Linked DNA regions of Mus musculus: regions 1, 2, 4, 5, 6 and 7 are each linked to region 3. Evidence: chromatin loops called from intact Hi-C (ENCODE). Cell type or tissue: heart. All regions are shown on one strand. Region 1 has its middle 61 kb from the start of Gm33429. Region 2 overlaps Atp6v0a4 (ATPase, H+ transporting, lysosomal V0 subunit A4). Region 3 holds the start of Trim24 (tripartite motif-containing 24). Region 4 overlaps Svopl (SV2 related protein homolog (rat)-like). Region 5 overlaps Trim24 (tripartite motif-containing 24). Region 6 has its middle 22 kb from the start of Gm33318. Region 7 overlaps Gm38791 (a long non-coding RNA gene).

Region 1 (4,000 bases), 280 kb after region 3:
GGGCTCTTCATTGCTGGAGAAAGAGGATAGGCAGTCCGGCATTTTGAGTTACACCTGGCTTCTTATCAGATACCCACGTACACACCTCGATGATCTCTATTGTTTACCTGATAAAAATAAAGCTAATACTCTCTGACATCCACAGAACTCTTATCTTCAGCTAGCTTTCCCTGTGGCCAGAGCTTTCCTTTTTGTAATGTGTCTGATCTTTGTGCTTGAAGGGTGTAGGCGAGGCTTTGGGTAGAGGTGGTACTGTGGCCGGGTGGTAGATGAAGGGGCTCAGGGAAGCTCTTCTGTCTGTCAGTGTGGAGAGCTGCTGTGTTACTCGGGTCCGCAGAGTCTCTGCTGTCTCTGTGTGTGAAATCTGACACTGTTCCCCGGGTGTGCATGAGCACTCTTTGTTCACAGCCCCTCCTCCACAGTGAAAAAAAAAAATCCTCCTAGCCCATGATATATAAATCATAAATAGACCTGTATGGTATTATAACTTGGATCTTGCCTCTGTTCCATTTGTTGTGATTTATGTCTGCTCTTCTTTTCCTCTTTATTATCTCCTTAATTGTAATCATTTTTTTTTGTTGTTGTTGTTCAGTTGCTCTGCATTTTATTTTGTTATTTCTCTTAGGAAAGTCTACTTGGCTTTAATAAGGGGAGCATCACTTAACTGAGAACAAATGAGAACATATAGCTTGAGCAGTATCTGATTTGTGAAAGAAATCTGTTGATAGAAGAGGCTCCAAGGTTTTCAGTTTGTAGTTATCATTTTTCTTGACTTGCTGGTTACACTGGGTTAATATTGTATTTAATACTGGATCACACACACACACACACACACACACACACACACACACACACGAAGAGAGAGAGAGAGAGAGAGAGAGAGAGAGAGAGAGAGAATATGACTAAGACTATCTGGAATTTTTGTTTTCCGGGGATTGTAGCTTTGAAACTGGTGACGTGAAGCGATTGCAAAGAGAGCTATAGCTATTTAGGGATGATATTTGGGCCCTGAAAACTCTACTCTGTGCTTTTCCCATGCGCAGGGTAGAATAAATTCACGAAGCTCCTTCACTGTTTCTTCTATAGAAGTGGCCACCATTCAGGGTTTCCTCCGTCCCTTTATAGATGCAAATGATCTGCTCAAATCATCTATACAAAGTGAAAAGGCCTCCTCAAATCCAATCCTTGAAGGAAATCTCCTTGAGAGTTAAATCTCAAACAAAGGAAGAATAGACCAGGGCTTATTTATCTTCTACTTGCTTTGGGGATTCCTAGGCAGATCGTACAGAAGTGAAGAAAAAAAGCTTAGGGCTATACAGTCTTTCCTCTGCTTTTCGTTTCTTCCTCCTCTGTGAAATGCAGTAGACAGGCTCGCCCAGAGGCAAGAGAGCCCAGCGGTTTCTAAACCTGAACTAGAGGGCAAAGCCTAGTAGTACTGTGAAGACCTTTGTTCTCCATTACGAGAAGATTAGAATCCAGAGGAAACTGTGTGAATGTGTGAGCGTAGGCAAATGAATAGTAATTTTTCCTTATGGGAGGCTTAGCAAGCAGGATGTAGAAGGCTTTCCTTTCGGAGATTATGAGAAATCAGACTTGAGAAGGATCTTTTCCCATATTCTGCCTCCTTTTGAGAAGAGGGCGTTTGTTATTCACAGTGCCCGAGCTAAAACAAAGATAGACTTGGGCTCCCCTAGTGGCCTCCCCTGACCTTTGCTCTTGAGAAATCCTCCCTTCCCCCATCAAAGGCAGCTAGCCTGCCAAGCACCAGTATTCTACAAAACCTCTCTTACCTTGTAAAAATGTATGTGTGAAGGGATTCAAACTCTACCTGGTAAAACTTTTGTTTATGCACAAGACCTGCTAAATCCCTGGAACGGATGGATTGGACAGTAGCCCGTCCCTCTCTTCTTTCCTTTGCTTCCTTCCTGCAGCTTTCCAAATTAGCCAATCAGAACTAGTCTGCGAGGTTGACCGCCCAATCGAAGAGAAATAACCAACTGTCGCTGCCGCCTTTCTCTAGGGATGACCATCAGGCTCCCGTGCTGGCCCTGTTCGGGATGTGATGCACTCTCTTTGCAAAAGGAAATCGCCTTGGAGTTACTTCCTCACTATTCATGTGATCCTTCCTGCAACATTGAGATTATTCTTTTCCAACACTCAGTCTTTCAGACTTTTAAAGTCAGATGAGGAGCCTTCTGGTCAGCGATGATGGAAATAGTGGTGTTCCTCCAGTTAGAGTGGAGAAAGAGAAGAGAAAAACTCTAAGAAACTGCCACGAGCAAATGAAGGAATTTGTGTACTGGGGTTGTCGTTATACTCATGATAAAATACTTCAGTAGACACATTTATGTCCTTAGGTCAGAGGACAGTTCTGTGCACTCAGTTCTTTCTTCTCTTTAAGTAAATTGCTGGCCTAAAAATGTTATTAAAAGCAACAATGGAGCAAAAAAGACTGGAAACAAATAAACATTTTGGAGAATATCATTCCCCAAATTGAGAAACAACGGAGGTTTTGCTTGTGAATCACTGGATATATCTATCCACGATCTTGCTCAGTATCATAACAATTTGCACATGCTTATATAATTTGAGCATGTTTTCATGTTACTGAGCATGCTTTTTCTAGAACCGATAATGCGACTGATAATATCGCCTCAGAACGGCTGGCATCCTGGTCGAGGATTACCAAACTCAATTTCTTCTTCCCTTCCTCTCCTTCCTCCTTTTCTGCTTATGCAGAAGATTAAAGCAAGGTGAAGGGGCCTGGGGCTGGGACAGGGGTGGGACCTGGTGCTGGGGCTGGGACAGGGTGGATCAGGGCCGGAACTAGGGGTCGGGGGTAGGACTTATAAAATACTAACATGTGTGAAAAACACATGATTATTAAATCAGCTTTGTCAATGAATTATATACAAATATACCATGGTCCTCCTACTAGATTTTTTTTTAATGGAGTAATAGGAAATTGAGTTTTGCATCATATCATGTGTGACATTTCTCTCTTCCCACATGCTTATGTAATGCTAGCATTCCTCAAGGATCCCAGATAAGAACAGTTTCATCAGGAATCTCTTATTTACAGATTTCTTTGCAAAAGATTTTCTTTCTACTCTTTCCTTTTGTAAGCGTTTGACAACCTAGTTAGCAATCGTCATGAATTAAAACAGTTCAGATCAGAAAGCTCATGACTTGAAACAAGATGCTCTAGGGCTTACATCTGTAACCTGACATGTGGGAAAGAATGAACTTGCCCTCATAGATAAACACGTGACAAGTACTTTCATACTTCCGTGTTTCTGACAGTAATACATTCTCACTAAAACGGTGAAAGCTTCAGAAAGCAGAGAGACGAGAAATCTACTCATTTTCTTACAGCTGCTAATAGTGTAATTTTTTCCTTTTCAGCCTATTTTTCCAAGTGGGTGGTCTCAGTTTCATCCTTATGATAATCATTATACTGCACATACATGGTGAAGTCTTAGTTTTTCAGGGGACCTCCAAATCATAGTTTGATTCTTTGTTTTAATTTATAATTTTGATCTCAAGTAGAATCCTTAATCAAAGCAATGCTCACTTACAATATGGCCGAGCTAACAGACATTGAGGGGGGAAAAAAACCTGATTAAGGAGATGTGCTGAGTTGCAGCTCAAACCCAAAGCCTGTTAGGGAATTTAAGGGAGCAGTTTGGAGAATATTCATTTCCATTTTCTTCTCAATAGCAAAGAGTGCTTTTGGCAGCCAGGCTTGTGATATACTGCCAATCACCACGGGCAATGGCTTGCAATTAACTTACAAAATCTCAGAGCTTTTGAGTAGCATGAAAGGAAAAGGCTAGTTTATGATTTATAAATACTTGGTTTGTTATTCTCATGGCAGACACCAAAAAATATTGCTGCATATGTTGAATACTATTTATTTGGAAGATTGCTGTGAAGAGCCATCTTTGTTCTATAGATCCATGATGTTTTCCTACACACTTTCCGCAGGCAGTTTTCAGTG
Region 2 (4,000 bases), 200 kb before region 3:
TCCCTGGATAAGGCAGTCTCTAGATGGTCCATCCTTTTGTCTCTGCTCCAAACTTTGTCTCTGTAACTTCTTCCATGGGTGTTTTGTTAATAGCTGAGTAGTACTCCATTGTGTATATGTACCACATTTTTTGTATCCATTCCTCTGTTGAGGGGCATCTGGGTTCTTTCCAGCTTCTGGCTATTATAAATAAGATTGCTATGAACATAGTGGAGCATGTGTCCTTCTTACCAGTTGGGACATCTTCTGGATATATGCCCAGGAGAGGTATTGCGGGATCCTCCAGTAGTACTATGTCCAATTTTCTGAGGAACCGCCAGACTGATTTCCAGAGTGGTTGTACAAGTTTGCAATCCCACCAACAATGGAGGAATGTTCCTCTTTCTCCACATCCTCGCCAGAATCTGCTGTCACCTAAATTTTTGATCTTAGCCATTCTGACTGGTGTGAGATGGAATCTCAGGGTTGTTTTGATTTGCATTTCCCTGATGATTAAGGATGCTGAACATTTTTTCAGGTGCTTCTCAGCCATTCGGTATTCCTCAGGTGAGAATTCTTTGTTTAGCTCTGAGCCCCATTTTTTAATGGGTACCTGACTGTTTTTATATCATGTTTGTCTCTCTGCTTTGTCTCCTTAGTACTCACATCGTGGAAAACAGTCCATATTTGCAGCTGGACCCAGCCATCCCAGGAGTGTATTCTGGGAATCCCTACCCATTTGGAATTGATCCGGTAAGAATTCCTTCCGGTTATAGATGATGTGTTGTTGAGATCTCTGAATAAAGAAGAAACAACAAACTGGGGATGAGATGGGATAAACTCAGAGGGTTGCATGACAGGCAGAACTGTGTCTAGAAGATAAATTCTGCCGCACTTGGACTCTACTTCCTATATAGTTTCCTGCTCACTTCCCTCTCCAGCAGCTATCCCATTGCTGGCAATAACGAGCTTTTAAAATGCCCTTGCAGCCTGGAGAGGTAGCTCAGCTGACAAAGTGCTTGGTACTAAAAGCCTGAGGACCTGAGTTTGGTCTGCAGAACTTTCATGTCAAAAGCCAGATATGGACTGGGCATGGTGGTGCATACCTTTAATCCCAACACTCAGAGACAGAAGCAGGAGAATTATATAAATTTGAGGGTGGTCTGGTCTACATAGCAAGATTCAGTCTCAAAGAATAAAACAAAACAAAATCTTAGACATGGTGGTATGTGCTTGGAATCCCAACTATCAGGAGATGGGGCCAGGTGGATCATGGGCTTGGCCAGTGAGAGGTCCTGCCTCAAAAAAGGAAAAACAAGATGGTAGATAGTCCCTGAAGATATTCGTGCTCTCTCTCTTCTTCTCTGTCTCTGTCTGTCTGCCTGTCTGTCTTTCTGTCTCTGTCTCTCTGTTTCACACACACATACACGCATCACACACACATACAAGTTGATTGCTTAGAAAGTATACACACACACACATTAAATAAGTTACTTAATATTTTGATCAAGCGTCCTACTTTGGTATTTTCTTGCAGTGGGTAACATATTACACTGTAATGTATGATTTTAGCTTGTTTGCAGGCCAAAGGTCAAACTTGGGTATATCTTTAGGAGCAGCCTACCTTGTGTTTTGAGTCAAGATTTCTCACTGAAATCTATGACTTGCTAAGTGAGCCCCAGGGACCCTCCTGTCTCTTCCTGCTTCAGACTAAAAGCACACACCAACACCACCACACATTTTTACATGAGTTCTGGGATCAAAACCTGGATTCTCGTAGGTGCCTGGCAAACACTTCACAGACTCAGGTTCCTGTGGAGTTTTGAGATGTGTTTCCTTTGACTTATTTGTTTGCTGTTTCTTTCAGTCAACTAGATGTGGCATTTCCAAAGCCTTTACACTATGAGATCTCTGAGGGGAAAACAAAAAACAAAAAAACAAAAACCCAAGTTGTGAATGGATACAGAAGTTCATGCTCATAAAGCCACCAGGTGTCACTGTTGCGTTCCCAATCAACCATGCCTCCGGTAGTCTTGATGAATGTCATTCTCAGCTCTGTGTGGAACACAGCCTGAGTGGCCAGCTTCAGCTTCAGCAACTGAGAGCACGGCCTGGCAGTGGCTCTCCAGTCACCACCCTCTCAGTCGCCTCCCTCATGCGTGTCATCCCTGAGCTCTCCTCTCCTCACCCAAGAAAGCAGAAAGCATTGCCCAGGGGTTTTCAGACCCTACCTCTCAGTCCCAGCTGCTGCATTCTAAGTTTTATCAAAACAGGTAAAATCCTTGCAAGCCAGTTGTAAACGGCAAACGTAAAAGACAAACGTGAGTGGCTGATATTTTGTAAAGGTCTTATTTTTATTATTATTTTTTTGATTCTGCATGCCTGTGCATGTGTGCACTCAGGTTCATGTGTGCACACGCATGTGCCTATGTGAGTGCAAGTGCCCTAGCAAGGCGGAGGCATCGGGTCTCCTGGAACTGGAGTTGCACGTGGTTGGAAGCCAGACGTAGGTGCTGGGAGTGAGCACTGCGAGAGCAGCACGTGCTTCTTCTCTCCAGCTCCATGTGTTGCCTTTGCATAGAGGAAGGCTTTCTCATTGGTCAGGATGCCATGGCCAGGAAGCTGGCAAGGGGGAGATGTCAGGGTCTGGTTATTTTCCTTTGCTTTGAATCCCATTGTTCCTACCTTCTCTTCCTGCACAGCCCACACCCAACTGTCAGTGAACCCCATCTGTCCAGTTCTGCTCTCCAGGCTCAGCAAGGCGCACATTACACGGTGGTATTTTTATTCGGCTTTAAATGAAATCATGACATTCGCAGGAAGACAGATGAAACTGGAAGTTACTGTGTCAGGCTAAACCAGCCTGCTGCAGACAGACCAATGCTGCTCACTTTCTCTTCTGCAAAGCCTAGACTTAAAGTGTGTGAGTGTGTGTGTGTGTGGGGGAGTGAGGTTGGGGGGACAGGACTAGAAGGGGAATCATGAAAAGAACAAAAGAGAGCTTAAGGAGGTTGTGGGGAGGAGAGTGTCTTAGGTTGCTTTCTATCGCTATGATAAAACACCATGACCAAAAGCAACTTAGAGAGGAAAGGGTTAATTTGGCTTCCTCTTTCACATCACAGTGTGCCATTGAAAGAACCTGGCAGTGGCTCTCCAATCCTGGAGGCTCTCCAGAACCTGGAGGCAGAGACTGAAGCAGAAGCAATGGAAGAATGAATCTGTATTGGCTTGTTCTTCATGGCTTGCTCAGTCACACTTCTTACACCATCAGGACTACCTGCCCCAGCTGGCGTGCCCACCGTGGGCTGGATTCTCAGATATCAGCCATTAATCAGGAAAATGCCAACTGGACAATCTGGTGGCATTGTCTCAGCTGATGTTCTCTCTTCTCAAATGACTTCAGTTTGTGTCAAGATGACACAAATAAACACCAAACAAAACAAAACAAAACAAAACAACCCCCAAAACAAAAACCTGAGCAGGATGGATGGTAATGGAATCCAAGTGAGGATGATTTGAGAAGAGAGGGAACCAGGCAGAGTGGGAGCTGGTGTGCACTGGGGAAGACACAGGTGAAGTGGAATGAAGTAGGGCAAAGTCTAGTGACACATTCGTGTGAAGATGCCACATGAAACCTGTTACATTGTTTCCTGTTAACTTCACAAGCCAGCAGCCAGTGCTCTTAACCACTGAACCATCTCCCCAGCCTCTCAAGTAATAGGAAAACAATTTAAAAAAGAGGAACGAAACAAAAGCAGCCAAGCAGCCCAGAGTTCCCATCCTTTGTGCAATTTTGCCACTTGATCACAATTCTGAAAGGAAAGAAAAAGACCATCAGGGTCAGAGAGAGAGGCAGGATGCTCAAAAGAAAGGGGGAACTGGTAAGGTTTAGAGCTTACTCACAGGAGGCACTGGGTTCTATCCCCAGCACCACAAAAACAAAATAAAACAATTCAATTGCTTGTCATAAAATTGTATACGTATAATTTAAAATCTACAAAATATAAAATGTCGCAGACAG
Region 3 (4,000 bases):
CTATAGACTGAGTGGTGTACCTCTGGTGGGCTTCCTGCAACAATAGAGACCCATGGAAAATAGTTTCCTGTATTTAAAGACTGTTGTAAGAAAAAACTAAATGCATCTAATTCAACAATCCAAGCCAGCAATTGCATCCTGACCTAATAAATATAATTACTTAACAAATTAACTTAAAACAGTTATTCCCTTTAAAAGAGATGTTAAAAGTGTCTGGCTAGCAGGTGCAATGGCTCATGCCTGTTATCTTTACTCTGAAGAAGCTGAGGCAGGAAGATTGCTAGCTGTGGACAATTCTGGGCTGCTACATAAGCCAAACAAAACATACACACACACACACACACACACACAAAACCCAAGAAGCAAGAGAAAAAAGATTTCCCTTCCTCAGTTACTTCGCATTTTAAAGACGTCAATTTGCCCAAATATTTGCAATATTAAAAGTTAAAAACTTCAAGTGTTCTCCCAGAAATAATTACTGCACTTCAAATCACTTTCAACGATTTAAACCTGGTAACATAAGCAAAGGAAACTACCTGTCAAAAACTAATTACCCAATAACACCACAAAAGAGAAAGTAACTTCCAACTACGGCATACAAAACACTTTGGAAGTCTATTTACTTTCTATCGTTTATCGAATCGCTCGAAATAAAATCTCCGAAAGCAGCAGACAACAAAACAACTTATCCCGGTTCCTTTGTCCCCTACGGAGGGGACAGAGAGGGAACTCATTAAGGTAAAAAGCCCGGAACGCACAAGATTCGAAACAGACGGCAGCCAATCTGCAATCAATCATCAAAGAAAATCCCCATCACTTCATCTCCATCCCTTCCTCCCCCCTCCGGCTCGCATAACCCGGGTGTACACGAGCTGATCCAGATCATATGCACCCGGACAAAGCTTTGCGGAGGAGCAGAGAGCAGCTAACTCGCCACAACCGTCAGAGCTCTGCAAAAGTGAGGGACCGCCGAGTCGCTCAGCCGGCGCGGGCCCATTTCACCCCCTCCCCAGCCGCGTGACAGCGGGTCGCGCCCGCCACCTCGCGGGCCCCTCTCACCTTGGGTGGCGAATGGCGAAGGACCACCGGCCGGGGAGCCCGGGGCGGGGGCGGGGGCGGGAGCGGGTGGAGGGGTCTCTGCCGAGCCCAGCGCGGGCGCCGTCAGCATGAGATAGCGCTGCGGCGCGGGCAAACAGCGCTGGCAGAACGAGTGCAGGCAGGGCAGCAGCTTGGGCACCCGGCTCTGGATGTTCTGGTGGCACACGGCGCAAGTGTCCAACAGGTTGAGCCGGGACGCCTCGCCGCCGCTCTCCGAGTCCGGGCCCTGCCGGCTCTCGGCCTCATTCTCCCCGCTCGGCGCCGCCGCTGCGGGGCCTCCGGCCGGAGCCGCTGCCGCCGCCGCCTTCTCCACAGCCACCTCCATTGTCCTGCGGCCGCCGCCGGGGAAGCGGGAGCGCGCTCACCGCCCGCCGCCCCCGACGACCTCCGCAGCCGCCGCCGCCTCCCGCTTCTCCGAGGCCGAACGGACTCGCGGAGGGAGCACAGGGAGGAAGCCACCTCCCGAGTGGCGCGGCCGGAAGACGCGGAGCTGTCAACGGGGACCGGTTCCCGCACCGCGACGCCGCCGCGCGGGCCGATAGGCAAACCGCCACCGAGACGCTCGATTCCGCCCAGCGCGCCCGCCCGTGCCTAGCAGCCTTTCTCTCGGGCCCCTTGGACCACCGCGGGCCCCGCCCCCACCTCCCTCTCCCAGCAACCGCGGCGACTGCGAGCCGAGCGCCATCCAATGACCGCCGCGCCTGCCCAGGGGGCGGGGTCTGCAGAAGCCCGCGAGGCTCGGACGGCCCCCGCGGGAGGTTGGGAGTGGGCGGGGCTAGCCCCGCCGGACGCGAGGACCGCGGCCGCTGATTGGCTCGCTGTGTGTGTGTCTCTCTTCTGTAGATTGTAAAGGAATCATTTGTTAAGGAGCCAGAGCAGGCATCGGGTTCCGCCCGCCGCTATGGCCCCGCCCAAGGGGCGGGGGCTCTGCCCAGTCTACCCAGCCTGATTAATTAAGAAACTGCTTGGAAAACTGCTTTTACTACTGGAGACTTAAATGGGTAAAGGAGTAAGATCGTGGGAGGGCCACGGGAGGATGAAGAAGTAAGTTACGTGCAAACGAGAAGAGACCCAAAACCGGGTTGTATGAGCCCACATTGTGTGAAAGGGGGAGTGTGCAGGCAGCTTTACTCTTTTTGTGGCCTGAATTTATCTCTGTGATGAATTAATGAGAATGATGTAAAGGGGGAGAAATTACAAATTTGTCGGAACTTTAAAAGACCTCAATGGAAAAGGGTGAAATTAATTTTGCTTCTTAAATGAATAAAAGCAGTTAATTTTTTTGAGGACTAAATAAATGATCTGCAAGTGTCCATAGTACCTGAATATTAAACTCTTAAAAAAAAAAAAAAGGCAGACGTGGTAGCACACACCTATACTAATACTCCAGAGGCAAAGGCAGGAAAATCACTACAAATTCAAAGTTATTCTAGGTTTTAGTCAGTGTAAAAGCCTGTCTCAAAAGGGGGGGGGGGGACCTCAATTCTGGTTTTAGAGTTTCAGTATTATATTTCATGTCTTCCTTCTCCCGTGCTTGTTACCGGAAATTCTGGGGAGTCCCATGGGAAGTGCCACCTGTTACTAGGGAAATCAGAGTCCCCTCTTGAGGTTCTTAGTCTCATTAATAAAAGAATTTAAGAAGAGCCTCAAAAGAAGCTGGAGGAAATTTTATTAGAGTTTAAAAGAAAAGAAAGAAAAAAACCAATGCAGGCAAGCTGTAAATCTCAGCAGCTGCCCAGAGGAAGATGGAGAAGTGGAAGAGATGCCATGCCATTTGTGTTAAACAGCCACATGGTTACAGCAGCCACATGGAGGGGAGCTTTAGAGAAAGAGTAAGGAAGCCGAAACTATCAGAGACTGTGTATTAGGCTAACACCCAAAAGAAAAGAGAAGACAAAGAGAAGGTTGGGAGTTTCTGAGACAGAATAGACAGAAATCCTGGAGAATCTCGTGGGGAATCTGGAACTACTGCACTATGGGCCAGGAATTTGGGGGAAGAACACTGTTTATTAAAGAGATTATTCCTCTGTGTCTTTAGCGTGGCTGAAGGTGAACCTGCCTTTCTAAGGGATGGTCCCTTATCCAGGTGATGGGCAGACTCAGCTGGATTAAGGTTTACAGAAGGAGACAATGGCGTGACTCTACCTCAAAGGTAGATTTCATTGGGTTATGATTAGTAGGCAACATTTTTCCTTTAATGGACCTTTAATAAGAATAATAAAAATTACATTTTCAGCCAAAAGCTGCGTAAAAAGCCAAGCTCAGTGGCACATACCTTTAATTCCAGCCTTTGAGAGGCAGAGGCAGGCAGATCTCTGAATTCCAGGCCAGCCTGCTCTACAGAGCCAGGACAGCCAGAGCTACACAGAGAAACACTCTCTAAACAACAAAAAGCTGGGTAAAACCTCATAGAGGTTGAAGAATACTGTGAGAGGAGACAAGCTTTTGAATACACATGAATAAAGTCCATGTGCTCTGTAATTCCCAAAGACTTGAGGAGAAAGACCAGGAACCTGAATAATCCATCGTGGCCACATTTATTAAAGCAACCAAGCAAGCAATTAAAGCAAAAAGTTAAAAACCTATGTACATAGTCTGCCTCCCCCTAAGGTGGGGTTCAAGAGATCATCAGCCTTGAACATGAGAAAGACAAGGTTTTTATAGGTCAGAGGTAGGTTTCCAAATGGAGGAAAGTAAGTGGGGTTGTTACAGTAGCAGAATTTAACAAGGTATTCATAACAACTTTATGAAACAAAGGTAAGGCTAATAGGTTTCCAGTATCAGTTTCTGCTACTTAGTGATCTTCAATGGCTGATAATTTTGTACAGACCACCCTCCCAGCCTATAGCTAGTCTTTGCTACTTTGTGGGTTCTTTCTCCTAACCTTTCCCTCTTCCCAATT
Region 4 (4,000 bases), 140 kb before region 3:
ATTATTATTGTTGTTGTTATTATTATTGCCTTTAAGGAACTGTGGTAGGGGAGGGAATGAGGGGAAGAGGGAATGTGAAAATAAGAGAAACAAAGGCACTTTAAATCCCATCTAGTGCAATCAGCCACTATGTACTTCACTTCCTTAACCAGTTTGAATGTGGAGAATTCAAGTCTGGGACGCTTCGTGTCCACTCCTAAGGTATTGCCAAGGTTTCTCATGGAGTGAGCTGCTTCAGGCTTTCCTTGGTGGTAGCTGTCAGTCTTAAGTGCTAGGGTAGCGTTATGACATAAATATTCCGGGGCTCTACCCAGAGATGCAGATGGTAGAGATGGAGACCCGCTACCTGCACTTTAAGTACCCACGGCCAAGTCTGAGTCGGCTGCTCTGTGTGCCTTTCTGAGGACGGCTGCGCCATCCACTGGGAGAGTGGGGCTAGGAGCTGGCTTTCCTCTCACAAGATTCTTTCCTCTTTTAGTTTCTACAACAGGTGATTCAATAAGTTCAAGCATAAACTTTCCAGGCCTGAAGAGATAGCTTAGTGCTTAGAATGTTTGCTGTTCTTCCAGAGGACTGACGTTCAGTTCGAACACCCAACATCCATGTCGGGTGGCTGACATCTGTCTATAACCACAGGTCTGTGATACCTGATGTCCTCTTTTGGACATCTCAGGTACTGCGCACATATAGCACCCTCCCCCCATATGCATACACACACAAAATATATTTTAAAAGTAAAAGCCATATACATCAGTTAGTAATATGTTTACATAATCTAAAGCCTAAATATATAAATTTTTAAGTCAAATGCATTTTTAAAAGCAAATTTTTTGCTGGGCAGTGGAAGCACATGCCTTTAATACCAGCACTTGGAGGCAGAGACAGGTGAATTTCTGAGCTCGAGGCCAGCCTGGTTTACATAAAGAGTGAGTTCCAGGATAGCCAGCGCTACACCAAGAAACCCTGTCTCAAAAAACAAAACCAAAAACAAACAAAAACAAAAACAAAAGTGAATGTTTTGACGTATCTAGTTGTTAAGAAATTGACTGCAATAAAATAATAAAATCCAGGTTCACATATTCCAAGCAAACAAAGGAGAATTTTACTATAAAGTAAAGGCTTGCTACAGTGCAGAAGGGACCTGCACAAAGCTTCCATGGAGCTAGACCAAGGACTATTCTCCTTTTTTCTGGGAAGCATCTGGGAATCAGGTGCCTTAATCCTAGCCAAGTATCTTAGCTCATGCTCTTATAGCAACTTATCATAGACGGAGGAGCTAGGGGTGTGGCTCAGTTGGAAGAGTGTCTACCTAGCATGCAAGTAACCCTGGGTTCCAGCCCCTGCAATCCCAGCACTTTGGGAGGTAGAGGAAGGAGGATCAGAAGTTCAAGGCCACCCTCACCTACCTAGTAAGTTTAGAGCCAGGGCTAGGTGAGACCCTGTTTCAGAAAACAAAACAAAACAATCAGACTGAGTAGCTTATAAATAACAGAACTTTCTGACAGCTCTAGGGACGGGAAGCACAGGATTAGATGTCTGTAGAGTTGGATTTTGTGAGGGCCCTTTCTGCCTTGCTGGCTGATGGCCACCTTCTCATTGTATCTGCATCCATGAAAACGCCTCGTGTGGCCTGCTTTATAAGGTTGCAAGCACCTCCCAAAGGACCCACTTCCAAAAAGAACATGCTCGTATCTGAGATTAGGATTTCAACATAGGGACTTTGGAGGGGCATATAGACCTACAGGGTCAATGGCATTAGGAGTCCCGTGTTTCAGCGATGTATGATATACTGAGACCTTCTATGGATGGGTGGTTAAGTCCTGGTAGCACAGCCTGATGTGTGGAACAGCTAGGGAAAGTAGCGTGTCAAAGCAACGAAGACTGCCCTCTTGTGGCCAAACATAAACAAGACAATCTTATGAAGATGAGACCATTATGCAAATAAATGAAGGCACAAGTGTATGCCTCACACACACACACACACACACACACACACACACACACACACACACGTGCACGCACACAACTCAGCACAAAGGACTGCCAGTGGGAAAGTTCACTCAGAGAATGGGGCATGGCAAACAAATGGAGCCTTTGTTAAGAGGAAGGAGGTCTCTTCACCTTGAATCCTCTTTCAGTGACTAATTTAAGAAATGGTTTCTGGAGTATAAATCCCCCCCCGCCCCTGCCCCATCATAGAAAAAAAATTTTGTAGCAGTATTTATGTAGCTCACTAATAGTCTTTGTTTTATGAAATAAAATTGTTATTCTCTTATTATACCATATTAGTTATATCATGTTATTGTATCTTCTAGGTTTTTATGTATTAATTTGGGAATTTTACACATGAGTTCTGTAGTTACATAATTTCCACCCTGTCTTTTTCTCCAACTTCTCCCATGTCCACCCCTCACTCCTTCTCAAGTTTGTGATTGCATAATTATTATTTTACACACACACACACACACACACACACACACACACACACACACACACACACGCAGCCTACCGAGTCCATTTAATGTTGCTTGTATATGTATGTGCTTTGGGCTGCCAGCTAAGAGTTGGATACCGTATCAGTAGACTTGTACCTAGAGAAGACTGCGTGCCCCTGTCTCATTAGCTCTCACTTGCCTGAAGCTTTTCATCTAGGAGCGGAGCCCTTGTGAGGCGTCCTTCATCCACACTGGCATGTTTGTATTGTTGAGATTTCATGGTAAAGCTCCCTATTGTACAGAAGACACTATCGTGTAGCAGACTTTCCTGTCTTCTGGGTCTTACAGTCTTCCTGCTTCATCTTCTGTGATGTTTCTGAGCCTTAGGTGTAGGCTAATTGTATTACATTGACTGCAGCTGGGCACCCCATGGTCAGCTGCTCTTTGCTTTTTGATCAGTTGGGAATTTTTATAGCGTCTCTTTCTGATGCAAAACGAAGGTTCTTTGATGAGGGATGAGAGCAACACTTATTTGTGGCTGTAAATAGTTAGAAAACAGCAAATATATTAGTTCAGGAAAATGGTAGCAGGCTCTCCTTTAGGGAGACTCCCCTAGCTACAGGTTGACTAGGTTTGCAGTACCAGGCTTGAATTCTCTCCTGCTGAGCAAGCCTTGGGCCCTGTTAGACAGTTGTTGGTTACACTTAAGATGTCAGTACCACCATTGCACCATTGGGAATAGCTTGCCATGTTGCTGGTGGTTGTAGGAGTTATATGTTATCACTAGGTAGGGCTGGCGATTGCTCCTCTCTCTTGGCAGCTTGCATAGCATCATTAGACACGAGAACTCGTCCTCTGGGAAGAGGCTTCCAGGTCAGTTCCGTCTCAATTCCTCCAAGTCTGTGTCCAATGTGTGTGTTGTCTTCAGCGATAGCTATTACCTTCAACTTTGGGGAAGCAGCCAAAGGCAACAGCAATAAGAACCTCTATTGTTGGGAGTCTCTCTGATTCTTCTGGCCAACAACTCCAAAGGCAGATTGCCATACTTTGTATTGGGGCTTTAATTAGATAGTCCATGGTATCACCCCAAGTGTCATAACTGCCCCTTTCTCTTTCCCTTCTTCCCTCCCCCTCTCTTTATACACACACACACACGTATGTCTGTCTGTCTGTCTGTCTGTCTATGTAAACATAAACCAATATATTTTCTGTCTGTCTGTCTATGTAGACATAAACCAATATATTTTATGTATGTATATATAAACATAAACCACTATATTTTCCTATGGCTTTTCTTTCATGCTCTTAGTGTGTTTTTATCCTTCTTCCCCCCTCCCTGTCTACACTGGCTTCCTTCCTCCTTTGCAGTTAAGTCCCCATGGTCCCTCTCTAACTTTCCTAGTTTCTGTGGTGACTCCTGGCTACATACTCAGATCTAAAAACCCAGAGCTAAGACTCACAAATAAGAGAGAACATGAAGTGTTTGTTTCAGGTCTGGGCTACTTGGCTCAGTATACCTCTCTTTTCTTGAGGCAGGGTCTCTCCATGTAACCCCTGGCTGTCCG
Region 5 (4,000 bases), 72 kb before region 3:
GACGGAGTACTTCTCTGTATGTTATCCTTCAACTACTTACAGACACACTCCCTATCTGTACATTCACACAATTTATAACCTGACCAGGATAAGAAAAGACCTAAAACCCAAAACAAATTGAAGGGAAGAAAAAAGAAAAATCTTCTATTCGTAAGATAAAGCAGTTGAGCAACAGGGGCTTGAGCAATGGTTTTAAAAATTGTTGTCAGCCTTGTGACATGGTGACAGTGCTGGCCCCTACAAAGCTACTACGGCTTGCAAAGTAAGAAGTTCAATATAAAAGGCAAGATGGGGAAAAGAAAGTCACATAATAACATGATTTTATGTTGGGTAGGTTGACTACATAGTCAAGGTAGGCTGCCCTGAACCACAGGAGACCTTTCTTGTCTTACCCCACTCTATCCCCACTGCACAAAGCGTAACTTGGGGCTAGAGAAATAGCTGAGTGGTTAAGAGCACTTGCTGTTCTTTTGGAAGACCCAAGTTCTGTTTCTAGTACCCTTGTTAGGCAGATCACAACCACCCTGCAACTCCAGCTACAGCAATCAAATGCCCTTTTCTGGACTCTGCAGGCACCAGTATACGGATGCACACACGAACACATAGGCAGAAGGCTGTTCACTAGCTGCATGGGAAGTGTAACACACACACACACCCCCCAAGCATCAAAGCCCACACATCACATACAGTTAGAGGAAACAGACTCTGATAGAGACAGAGGTAACAATACAAATAGGATTCTTGGGGTTGCGCGAGATTGCTTAGCAGCTGCTCTTCCATTCCCAGCACTCATATGGCAGGCAGGCAGCTCACAGCCCTCTGTAATTCCAGCAGGATCTGGTGCCCTATTTTTGACTCTGTGGGCACTGCACATACATGGTGCACAAACATACATTCAGGAAGATTCCCATACATACTAAAAAACAAAAATGCAAGCACAAACAGGATTCTATGAGGAGAAGAACTCCTAAATCCCTAACTTAGGTACCCCGTAAGCAAATGTATTTTCATATCATCTCAAAACAAGTACTATACATTCATGCATTTGTGTACCATATGCATATAATTGATGACACACTGTTTTCCCAGTGAGTATAAACAAGATAATGAATAGCAATGTTATGTTCAGTAACATGTTATGACCAAAACAGTCATGTAGGGAAAATGTATACAATGGCCTACCCAAGTTGATAATATTTTGAGCCCAGAAACTAGGATCACAGTGAAACTGGATGGTGGTGTTGGTCACAGGAGAAGCATCACACCTTGCACGAAGAAGGTGCCGTAACCTGTATGTAATCTAGAAGGAAGCAGAGAGAAAAACATTAGCATATTTCTAATGCAAATAATGTGTGATAGACTCAGTGAATTCCTAAAATAGTCTCTGGTATATGTGCAAAGAATCTCACTCGGGTTACAAAATTGGTCATACAAGCAATACAAACCAGAACTCCTGAGGCAGAGGCAGGAGGAGCTCTTGAGTTGAGCACAGCCCGGTTCTACATAGTTCCAAGACAGCAGGACTATGTGGAGACCATGTCTGTTTATTTAAACAGATAAGTAAACAAACAAAAAAACAAAAACGAGGGCCACCTAAAATTTTCTGTTCAAATGTAACAATTTTGTGGTATGACTCAGATGTATTATTGCTTATTGAACTATAAAGTACCATAAAATTAAAACTGTCAGAACATGGTCTAAAAAACAGAGTCCTGTCAGAATTTTGAGCACTTGTGAGAAAACTCCAAGAAAACAAGATAAGAACTTGAGACCTAGTTTCTTCAAAACACAGTGTTGTTCTTGGAGGGTGTGTTCACGCTCCTCCCAGGAGCATCGGATAGGAGGGAGTTTCTGTCAGCTGTTGGTTTTCATGTGCCTACATGGAAAACCGTGTTTTTGTCATATGTGGCTTGTCCTGGAGCATCTTACTCCTGTGATTCCTGTCCTGTAGTGTACAGACTGTCTGATGCTCTGTGTGATTCCTGTCCTGTCCTGTAGTGTACAGACTGTCTGATGCTCTGTGTGATTCCTGTCCTGTCCTGTAGTGTACAGACTGTCTGATGCTCTGTGTGATTCCTATCTTGTCCTGTAGTGTACAGACTGTCTGATGCTCTGGATGATGCTCTCTATTGCATGAAACTTTAATCCACCTCAGATTTAGGCCTCAACCTCCCAGGCTCACTTGGCCAACTAGAGCGGCAAACAAAACCAATGTCTACAATTAACAACACTTTACAAAATATCAGCTCAGTTCCATGCATTTACTGCACTTTTCCCTCCTTCCTTTCTTTTCCTTTTTCTTTTGTCGTTGAGATTTTCTACTTTTATTTTATGAGTATGGCTATTCTGCCTGCATGTATCTGTGAAGCACTTTCACGCCTGGAGCCCACAGAGGATGGTACTGGATCTATTGGGACTAGAGTGAGAGGTAGCTGGGAGTTGCCACATCAGTACTGAAATTTGAATCCAGCTCTTCTGTAATAACTGCCAGTGCTCTAACTGCTGAACCATCTCCCCAGCCCCTTCTTACCTTATTCTTTTAAAGTACTCAGAATCTCGACTTAGGGAAGGAAGGAAGGCACTGTAGAGAATACATGTGAATCTTTGATTATGAACTGGCTGGTTCTCACTACTTCTCGCTGTGGGCCCTTACAAACAGCCATGTTAAAATCCCAAGCTATCTCACACTATAGATTGTTTTCTATGCTATAGCCACCTATACCTATTCTTCCTTCTTCAACATTGCTGTCCCAATCCTTGACAATTTCAATACCCAACTGGATACTGGGGCTTTGAGCTCCCTCTGGTGTGAAAATAAAAGTTCCTAGCAACTTTGCTCTTAGAATTTTTCCTGTTCTTCCACCTCATTTAATTCTCCCCCTGCCAATACTCAATGCAAGCCAGTCACACAAGCATTACCTTGCACACCTCCCAACTCTCTTTCACCTACACAATGACAAGTACTCTTGCTTCCCAGTAGCCGTTCCTCTACACAAAGCAAAGCAACTCACCTGAACCTTTCTGTCTAAACGTAATGGAACAAATAAAGCAACTGCCCGCACCTCAAATATCTGACCAGCTACTTCAGGTAGGGTTGCTGTCATATGACATCCCGCTGCTTTGTTTGCTTTCATAGTCCCTTCCTTTAACAGACAACTTCAAGGGAGCTGAATTTCCTGGTGCTGCTTTAGAGAATTCCCAACTGTGAATTCTCTGAGATAGGTGATGGCTTTACATACACACACCCATACCACTACCTCCAGCACCATCAGCACCACCAGTAAGTACTATTCTTCTAATGTGTTTACTGGGGTGATAATGGTCCTCCCAGGAGATCCCCACAAACAACAGAAGCTACTGCCCTTGCTGAAGCCATCATACAATTTGAACATAGGAGTATAGGTTGAACTAACTTGGTAATCTCCTCCCTGAGTACTACCCAAGCTGCCAAGGGGAAAAAGCAACCAGTGGCAGTGAGCCACTGCAGACCTGTCAAGCTATCCAAAGGTGCAAATGCGGCATCTAAGTCAGTTGTCTAGCTGGACTTAAGGTTTGCTCAACAGGAGGGAATTCACAGCTGGGACTATAAGCCTGGCCAACTACCTGTGAATAAATATGCCTGCTGTTAGGTAGCTTCTTCTACACATGACAGAGAAGCATCACCAGGAAGACATGGTTACTTACGTAAGATTTGCACAATGACAATAGCAGCTGACATGCCAATATGTCATGGATAGAGGAAATTTCACAAAGTCCCAGCTCTAGAGTTTCAGATAAGCAATGGCTGCCAAGAAATAGAGTATCAGTTTTCATCAAGGCTAAGCTCTCTAATAGATTACCCAATCCAAAATGGTCAACCCTAAAGATATCTACATTATGAGCAACACTAAATGGACTCAGGAGGTGAGTTTATCTGGTGTGTGCGTGTAACAACAACAATAAAGGAAATAGCCATGAATTTGTCCCATGAGTTGGGACATGGTAAGAGCTAGAAGAGTGG
Region 6 (4,000 bases), 410 kb after region 3:
TTTCTGGTAATCTTGTTGTCTGATTTGCATTATGGTAATGCAGAGCTCCTCGTATAACTTAGGAAGTTTCCTTTCTGGCTCTGTTTAGGAGGCTGCAGAAAGCTGGTACAGTTTCTTCTTTGTTTGGTAGACGCCATCTGTTGAACATCTGGTCCTGTACTTTCTGTTTTAAAACTGTGTTCACTACCGATTCCATTTCTTTACCAGAGATAGACCTACTCATGTTTCTGCATGTGGGGATTGATCTAGGTTTTCAAATATGTAGGCACAGACTAGTCATAATAGCCTTCCTTCCTCCCTCCCCCTCCCCTCCTCCTCCCTTCCCTCCCGCTTTCCCTCCTTTCCCCTTCCCTTTCCTTTCCATTTTCCTTCCCTCCCATTTATCTTTCTCTTCTGTTCTTTCCTCCCTCTATTCTTCCCTCAGTCCTTCTGTCTGTCCCCTCCCTCCTTTCTTTTCTTCCTTGCAGTTCTGAAAACCAAACTCAGGGCTTTTCACATACTGTGTAAGTTCTCTACCACTGAGATACACTCAGTTTCTCTCTGTCTCTCTGTCTCTTTCTCAGTGTGTGTGTGTGCACACATGTGCCCATGTACATGGGAGGCAGAGTCTTTCTCTCTGGCCTGGAGTTCATCAACAGACTGGGAATCCCAGGACCTGCTTGCTTCTGCCTGCCCACTGTTGGGATAAGAGGCATTCACAACCCTGTGCCATCCTTCTTTGTGTTCTGGGCTCTGACTCAAGCCACCATGCTTGCATGCATGCACTTTACCAACAGAGCCATCTCTCCAGCCCTGGTTTTTAGTTTCTTAAAGTGAAACCTTAGATTGATTTTTGTCATCTTTCATATTTTCTTTGCATATATTTTGATGCTATATTTTCTTACTGTTGCTTTTACTGTATCCCCCATTTTTAAAAATAGGGTTTTTTTGTTTTGTTTTGTTTTGGTTTGGTTTGGTTTTTTGGTTTGGTTGTTTGGTTGGCTAGTTGGTTTTTTTATTGTTTTTGCTGCCATTGTTGCTTGAGACAGGGTGTCATTTAGATTAACCTTGAATTTATTATGTAGCTGAGACTGTCCTTGAATTTTTTTGTGTTTTTTGTTTGTTTGTTTTTGAGACAAGTTGTCTCTGTGTAACAGCCCTTGCTATTCTGGATATTCTAGAGCATGCTTTGTAGACCAGGCTGGCCTTGAACTCACAGAGATCCACCTGCATCTGCCTCCCAAGTGCTGGGATCACAGGCTTGTTCTGCTACCACCTGGCCTGTCCTTCAACTCTTGATTCTTCTACCTCCATCTCCTGAGTGCTGAGACTACAAGGAACCTACTGCAGAAGGCAGTTTCTCTGAGTAAAGCAGACAGCAGCACTAATCTATACACATAAATACAATTGTGCAGAAGACATCTGATGAGCACATCATATCCATTTAGGGAGGGAAAAGGACGCCTATACTATGGTCTCCGACCTTCTCAACCATGGACTTTTGACCAGGTTTATAGTACCAGATGCAGAGTGGACCCCAAACCTCTTAATAGCGTTCTCACGCCCGGCCAGGAAAGACGCAACAAACCAAAATCTTCTGCGGCAAAACTTTATTGCTTACATCTTTGGGAGCCAGGAGGGCAAGCGCCCAGCGCCCAGCCCCAAAAACGAAAGCCCCTTCAATTACATCTTTAGGAGCCAGAGCTCCGGCGCGCGCGCTCTATTGTTTACATCTTTAGGCAGCGAGCGAGCGCAGGGCGCGCAGAGCCAGAGAGATGCCAGCGAGAGAGAATGGCGGAAACCCCGTCCCCTTTTTTAGGAGAGTTATATTTCGCCTAGGACGCATCACTCCCTGATTGGCTGCAGCCCATGGCCGAGCTGACGTTCACGGGAAAGGTAGAGTACAAGTAGTCATAAAATACCCTTGGCTCATGCGCAGATTATTTGTTTACCACTTAGAACACAGGATGTCAGCGCCATCTTGTGACGGCGAATGTGGGGGCGGCTCCCAACACAAACCCAATCTGAAAGCAAGTGTATACCTCTTTAACTGTGAAGCCACTACTGTTCCACTGAACACATCTTGAGTGGCTGGTCATCATTGCTGCACACAGGCTCCATCTACAGTTGAGTAAGACCATTGACGACGCTTTCCTCTTGCAGTGGGTTCAGCTTTGTCTAGCATAGTTAGGGCTCTCCAGCAGGGAGGAGACTTCCAGCCCAGTTCTAGCTTAATTTCTCCATGCCCTGTCACCAGAACATTTGATGTCTTCAGGGATAAGGTCTTGCCAACAGCAGTTTTGGTTGCCCACCAGAACTAGAAGGGAACCAGCCCTCAGTTGTTGGGATACTTTTTGTTCTTGTTTTATTTGTTCCTTGAGAAGGTCTTGGTATATAGCTTTGGCTATCCTTGGCCTTAAACTGATTCTCCTGGCTCAACCTGCTCAGTACTAGGAAGGACTATGGGCAAGTATTACTATGCCCAGTTTGTATTAAGCAAATGTTGGTGAGTTATAGTTACCTCTCTTGTGACATCATTGACTCACATTTACTTAGAATTATGCCCTTTAATCTCAAGTATTTTATGGAGTTTCTCAGTTTTCCATTATTGTTTTCTAGTTTATTCCCATTTCCATTTGTGAGCTTTGTATAATTTTTATTTAAGTGCAGAAGTGCAGGCCTTTAATCCTAGCACTAAGGACACAGGTGAATAGATCTCTGAGTCTGAGGTTAGCCTATCTACATTCCAGGTTTCACACAAGCCACAGCCATGAAGTATGAGACCCTGTTTCAATTTTTTTTACTTATTTTTATCTGTGAGTGTTTATATATGAGTGTCTGCCTGAATGTTTCTACGTATGTATACCACATGCATGCCTGATGCCCACAAAGGCCAGAAGAGAATGTCAGAACTAGAACTGGAACTAGAGTTACAAGTGGTTGTGAGCCACTGTGTGGGTGCTGGAAAACTAGGCTAGAAAAAGCAGCCTCATGGTGGCATCTCTCCAGCCCTATTTAGGATATTTGAAGTGTGTTTGTGTGGTCCAGGGTATGAATTACAATGCTGATTGTTTTGGATGAGCTTGAAATAAATCTTTATTGTTGGATGTCATACTCTATAGGTACCAGTTGCATCCAGTTGGTTGACAGTGTTATTCAGTTCAACTGTGTCTTTCACAATTTTCTACCTACTGAACCTGCCAATTACTAGTAGAATGGGGTTGGGATTTTCAACGATAATAGTAGAGTCTACTATTGCAGTTTCTGCAGCCCAGTTAACAGGTTTTGGTCTGTAGGCCATTGGACAGTGACTCAGAGCTAGGACAGATCTGTGTCACCCCTGACCCCCTTAGGTGAGCTGGAAATGCTAGAGAAGAAGAATTCAGATGGTCTTCTTATCTCCGTGATGGGACCTATAGTCCATGCAATGGAGACAGTTTCTGAAGTTGTTTGTGGACACACCGAGTTAACAATAGGACCTCTCATTTAAAATGGACAATCTGTTTTTCAGAAGTATCAGAGGATGTCCTCCCATTCTCATCATGAAAACTTGGCAAGTTCAAGGTTAAAAAAAAAAAAAAAGTGTGTGTGGGGGGGTGTAATTCCCCGAGACGGTGCAGCCTGTGAGATGATGTATTCTCAGATGTCTTAGTGTTGAGACTCAACCAAGGACACCTCAAATATAGTGCTATGGCACAGAGAGCTCTTGAACTCCTGTACCGTGAGGGCATCAGGGTCACCTCCCATCAAGGTCTCGTACAAAGTGAGACATAGAAGCCAGAGTTCTCCCAAAGCAGTGGCAGACATAGAAACCACCCTATCATTGCAATCCTCCTCTCTTCTGTATGAGCAGGGATGCACAGTAGACCAAAGACCTTCATTCTCCTCTCCTATAACCAGGAGGAAGGATCTTCCTTCATTTCTTCACAGGAGCCTGTTTAAGCACATCACTCCCTTCACGCCCAGTCTCATCTCCACATGGCTCCCCATCTTCACTGAGTCTAAGCAGAGCTTTAAACAC
Region 7 (4,000 bases), 130 kb after region 3:
TTGAGGCCAGAGAAGACCTAGGGGAAAGGGGGAAACGGCATGATATCCACTTATGTGTGGAGAAGTAGATGTATGTGTGTGATATAGTGAGACTTCTCTGTCTCTGAAACTCACCAAATCTAGGTGCATGGCTGATGAGTAGCAGGTACTGTATTAGCTTTTCTGTGGTTGTGTGTATGACAGTACTTTAGGGGGTCATGGAAAATGTCTGCTTGCCCTAAGCAAATCCACCATAGCATACCCTCCCCTAGACCTCTCCCATTGACAGTCAAAATCTCCTATCACAGACACTCTTGAAGAAGCCATTCATTTCCACCTATGCTTGAATGGAAGAACTCTGACCATAATACTTACCCTGAACAAGAGTGGATCTCTAGAAAAGAGCCACAGTTACCAGAGTAACCAAACAAGCCCTGGCTTCTGCTTCAACTGACTTTCTATCATCTGTACAGTGGTTCCTGTAAAAACAACATTCCTGCAAATTGAATACATGGCATCCCATGGAAACTAATCCTGAGAGACAGCCATTCCTTACCCCAGAGATAGCCTGAGTGTCTCTGCTTGTCCACAGATCCTTGTACAATGAATAAGCCAAAGTAGCCAGGCTAAAGTGACACAGCTAGCAAGAACACAGATCAGAGATTAAATACAGATAAAATTGACAAGCTGTATGTTTTAAAAAGAAATAAGCCAGCTACAGAGTTGAGCAATAGAATAAATTGAACACAGAGACTTGGTTGTTAAGAAATAGTTTAGGCAAGGATATAGTATCCTCAACTGACCTACACTGCTGCTCTCCGTTAATGTGAGATAACCATTCAAATCTGTGATGTTTGACCTTTAATTTTGTTTGTGGTTATATTTATTGGGGAACATAATTTTCATGGTTAACCTCCCTACTTTAGTGACAAGTCCCATGATTTTTGACAAATTTTCATGGTTGTAGAATAAAGACTAGGACCAAACACAGTGTTTTCAACCTAACCCTTCTAAAAGTCCTGCATGTCCCTACTGTCATTAGCCCAATCCTACAGCAGGTATTGATTTCTGCTCCTTTTCCATTAAACCTTATAGATAGAGGACTATTGTTTATACACCTTGGATTCTGGGTTCTTTGTTTTATTGTCTTAGTTAAGTATAACTGTCAACTTGACACAGCTTAGAGCCACCTGAGAAGTGAGTCTCTAGTGATGGGTTGTCCAGAGCAGATTGATCGTTGTCATGATTTTGGGGATTGTCTTGATTGTTCACTGAGGTAGGAGGTCCAATGCATTGCGGATAGTATCATTTCCTAGGTAGGTGGTTCTGTGCTGGGTAAGGAAGCTGAGTGAGCACGAGCAACATTCCACCATGACCCCTGGTTCAAGTTTCTACTTGAGTTCCTATCTTGACTTCCCTTACTGATGAGCTGTAACTTGTAAGTGTAAGCTAAATAAATCCGTTCTTTCCTCTCTTTGAGGCAGGCTCTCATTGTGTTGCTCTGGATGGCCCGAAACTCGCTCTGTAGACCAAGATGGCCTCAAGCTCATACATATCTGCCTGCCTCTGGTTCCAGAGTGCTGGAATTAAAGCTGTGTGTCATCATGACTTGTTTTGTTTTGTTTCCAAATAAGCTTATTGGAGTAAGGCAGCCTGAGGGTAAAGGTGTTTGATGCTCGATGACTCAAGTTCCATCCTGGAAACTACATAGCAGTGCCAAAAGAGAACTGACTCCACTGAGTCGTCCTCTGACCTCCACCCAAGTGCACACATCCTTCCCCTCTCTCTTTCACACACACAAAAGAACATTAAAATGGCAATGAATCATGCTTGAGGGTCTCGGGGCGGGGGGGGGGGGGAGGCCATTCTCCTATCCCATCTGAAAGGGACCATTTTCTAGGACGGTCACAAGAAATTCCACTGTCAGCGAGTGTGTCAGATCATAACACTCTTGTTCAACCCTTGTGACCTCACAGCTTTATCTTTTCAGATGAACTGGGCTCTATCCAAGGCACAGCTAGAGCCACCCTATGATCTCATTGTGGAAAAGGGGAGGCAGGAAAGGGGAGGAGGCTCTCTCAGAAATGAAGTTTGAGCGATGAGAAAAGCTTCTGTTTGACTCCTGAGACACAGAAGCACCACCTTCCAGTGGGAAGTCTCCATCCATGCCCTTGGAATGGGCATCAATTCCTTCCCTCTGCTCCTTTCTTTCTGTCAACCCCCATGCTTAAATCCATGCTAAACCTTTCCTTTTTACTAATAAATTCCAACTCTGCCTCAAACTGGTTTGCCCTAAGTTCTGTTCTCTGTTGAAATCATGGCTCTTTGTAACTTTACTCCAGTGCAGGTCCCCAAAGGATAAGGGAACTCCTTAGGCTGCTGGAGGCAGAGTCGACAGGGTATCCTGTTGCATCATCACTGGCATAGACATATTCTAAAACATTTATTTCAAGAATTTCTTAGTCCAGATGTGGTGGCACAGGCCTTTGATCTAAGCACTTGGAAACCAGAGGCAGGCAGGTCTCCATGAGTTTGAAACCAGCCTGGTCTACATGGAAAGTTCTAGGCCAATCAGGACTAGTGTGACTCTATCTAAAAATAAATAAATAAATAAATAAATAAATAAATAAATAAATACACACACACACATATATACACATACATATATAAATATATACACACATACATACATAAATATACACATACATGTCTGTGTGTGTACTATGTCAAGGAACACAGATTTAGGTTGAAACAAACAAACAAACAAACAAGCAAGCAAACAAATTTCTGGGACAGGCAGGTATGGTGGTCCATGTCTAGTTCTTAGGGTGCTGAGACAGGAGAATTGCTGTGACTTTGTGGCCAAACTTGGTTACATAATAAATTTCATCCCTGCAGATTTTATTATATCATGTGTTTTACCACTGACGTACATATCCAGGCCCTGTTCAGCTCTTAATATTTTAAAAATAGTTCTGTATTGGGCTATTCATCTACCAACTTTAAATTCACAACCAATCAAATCAATATAAATATTTTGCATTTTGATGGGTAGTTCACCAAATACAAAATAATAGCAGGACGGTGCTTTTTCTCTTAATGAAGTCACACATCTGTCTCGATTGCACTGCATTGAGGGGATGAAGGCTCAGCATCAGTTTTATTTTTATTTTTCATCTTTAGAGAGATAAGCACCGAGAAAACCTGATTACATAAATATGTAGATATAAGAAGTAGAAGGAGTTTTGTTACAGTTCTGCCAATCAATTCTTGGAACGATGAGTTATTTTCTAAAAAAAAAAAATCATAGAGTCATCTTTGTTGAAAATTGCTTTTAATGAGTTATCAGCTTGCTACTCAGTAAAGTCTTTCAATTCTGTTGCCCAAATCATTGGAAGTCATCTGACTTGCAAAGAGGCTCCTCTTCTGAAAGGCATTCATTTAGCCCGTCACTAGGAAGCCTATTAAAAAGTATTATAAAGGTGGCCTGTTATCTCAGTAGCAAAGATCCTTAGGAAGAATAATCAGGAAGTCCGTGATGCAGGTTAGTGGGGAGGGTCCTTGCCTAATATGCTTGAGGCCCTGGGTTTCATCCCCAGCACCTCATAAACCACATATAATCCCAGCATTGGCGTGGGGGCATGAAGGCATGATGACCTGAAGTCCAAGGTTATCTTCAACTTCACAGCAAATCTGAGGCCAGTCTGAGCTAAAGGAGACCCTGCCTTGAAAAAACAAAACAAAACAAAACAAACAAACAAAACTACTAACTTGTCAAGTTAAAAGGATTGGAAATTAGTCATTTCAACTCCTCCCCCAAACCCACCCACCCTACCCCAAAATAAAAACAATTTAACTTGATTTCTTTTTATCCTTTTCCCTTCCCTTCCCTTCCCTTCCCTTCCCTTCCCTTCCCTTCCCTTCCCTTCCCTTCCCTTCCCTTCCCTTCCCTTCCCTTCTCCCATCTCCTTTTTTTTTTTTTTTTTTTTTTTTTTTGGAGACATGGTTTCACAATGTAGCC

Evidence for each region. Hi-C counts contacts between places; a loop is a spot of excess contacts. Peaks named below come from ENCODE experiments on the same cell type or tissue, not always from the same donor. Only the 100,000 strongest peaks of a DNase experiment are listed, where the experiment ranks them.
Region 1: a loop joins it to region 3, with 5 times the contacts of the local background. A loop is called at or near these places in 20 of 42 quality-filtered maps.
Region 2: it touches region 3 in a loop (2.7-fold over the local background); 11 of 42 quality-filtered maps call a loop at or near these places.
Region 4: it touches region 3 in a loop (2.7-fold over the local background); 2 of 42 quality-filtered maps call a loop at or near these places.
Region 5: a loop joins it to region 3, with 2.0 times the contacts of the local background. A loop is called at or near these places in 5 of 42 quality-filtered maps.
Region 6: it touches region 3 in a loop (2.6-fold over the local background); 3 of 42 quality-filtered maps call a loop at or near these places.
Region 7: it touches region 3 in a loop (2.2-fold over the local background); 4 of 42 quality-filtered maps call a loop at or near these places.

What each region holds. Positions count from the first base shown.
Region 1 is chr6:37,590,269-37,594,268 of GRCm38, reverse strand. No RefSeq gene overlaps it. Among named protein-coding and RNA genes, the nearest start is that of Gm33429, 61 kb to the right of the region's middle. In heart, a CTCF peak has its summit at 1,696; a DNase peak (open chromatin) is centred at 1,988; H3K27ac peaks cover 1,025 bases.
Region 2 is chr6:38,064,469-38,068,468 of GRCm38, reverse strand. It overlaps Atp6v0a4 (ATPase, H+ transporting, lysosomal V0 subunit A4), which reads left to right. Exons shown (of 21, transcript NM_080467.3): 14 at 639-732. Among named protein-coding and RNA genes, the nearest start is that of Svopl, 19 kb to the right of the region's middle. In heart, a CTCF peak has its summit at 1,957 (motif pointing right); a DNase peak (open chromatin) is centred at 2,068.
Region 3 is chr6:37,868,534-37,872,533 of GRCm38, reverse strand. Trim24 (tripartite motif-containing 24) reads right to left here and starts at 1,723. Exons shown (of 19, transcript NM_145076.4): 1 at 1,060-1,723. The coding sequence starts at 1,423. In heart, CTCF peaks have their summits at 1,005 and 1,643; DNase peaks (open chromatin) are centred at 1,093 and 1,853; H3K4me3 peaks cover 2,399 bases; H3K27ac peaks cover 2,170 bases.
Region 4 is chr6:38,005,551-38,009,550 of GRCm38, reverse strand. All of the region lies in intron 14 of Svopl (SV2 related protein homolog (rat)-like), which reads left to right. Among named protein-coding and RNA genes, the nearest start is that of Gm33494, 25 kb to the left of the region's middle. In heart, a CTCF peak has its summit at 1,872 (motif pointing left); no DNase peak of the experiment used is centred here.
Region 5 is chr6:37,940,713-37,944,712 of GRCm38, reverse strand. It overlaps Trim24 (tripartite motif-containing 24), which reads right to left. Exons shown (of 19, transcript NM_145076.4): 8 at 1,183-1,300. Among named protein-coding and RNA genes, the nearest start is that of Trim24, 72 kb to the right of the region's middle. In heart, no CTCF peak of the experiment used is centred here; no DNase peak of the experiment used is centred here.
Region 6 is chr6:37,462,139-37,466,138 of GRCm38, reverse strand. No RefSeq gene overlaps it. Among named protein-coding and RNA genes, the nearest start is that of Gm33318, 22 kb to the right of the region's middle. In heart, a CTCF peak has its summit at 2,044; a DNase peak (open chromatin) is centred at 1,978; H3K4me3 peaks cover 1,015 bases; H3K27ac peaks cover 732 bases.
Region 7 is chr6:37,733,809-37,737,808 of GRCm38, reverse strand. Gm38791 (a long non-coding RNA gene) reads right to left here. Exons shown (of 4, transcript XR_868982.1): 4 at 3,428-3,704. Among named protein-coding and RNA genes, the nearest start is that of Gm38791, 21 kb to the right of the region's middle. In heart, no CTCF peak of the experiment used is centred here; DNase peaks (open chromatin) are centred at 1,668 and 2,028.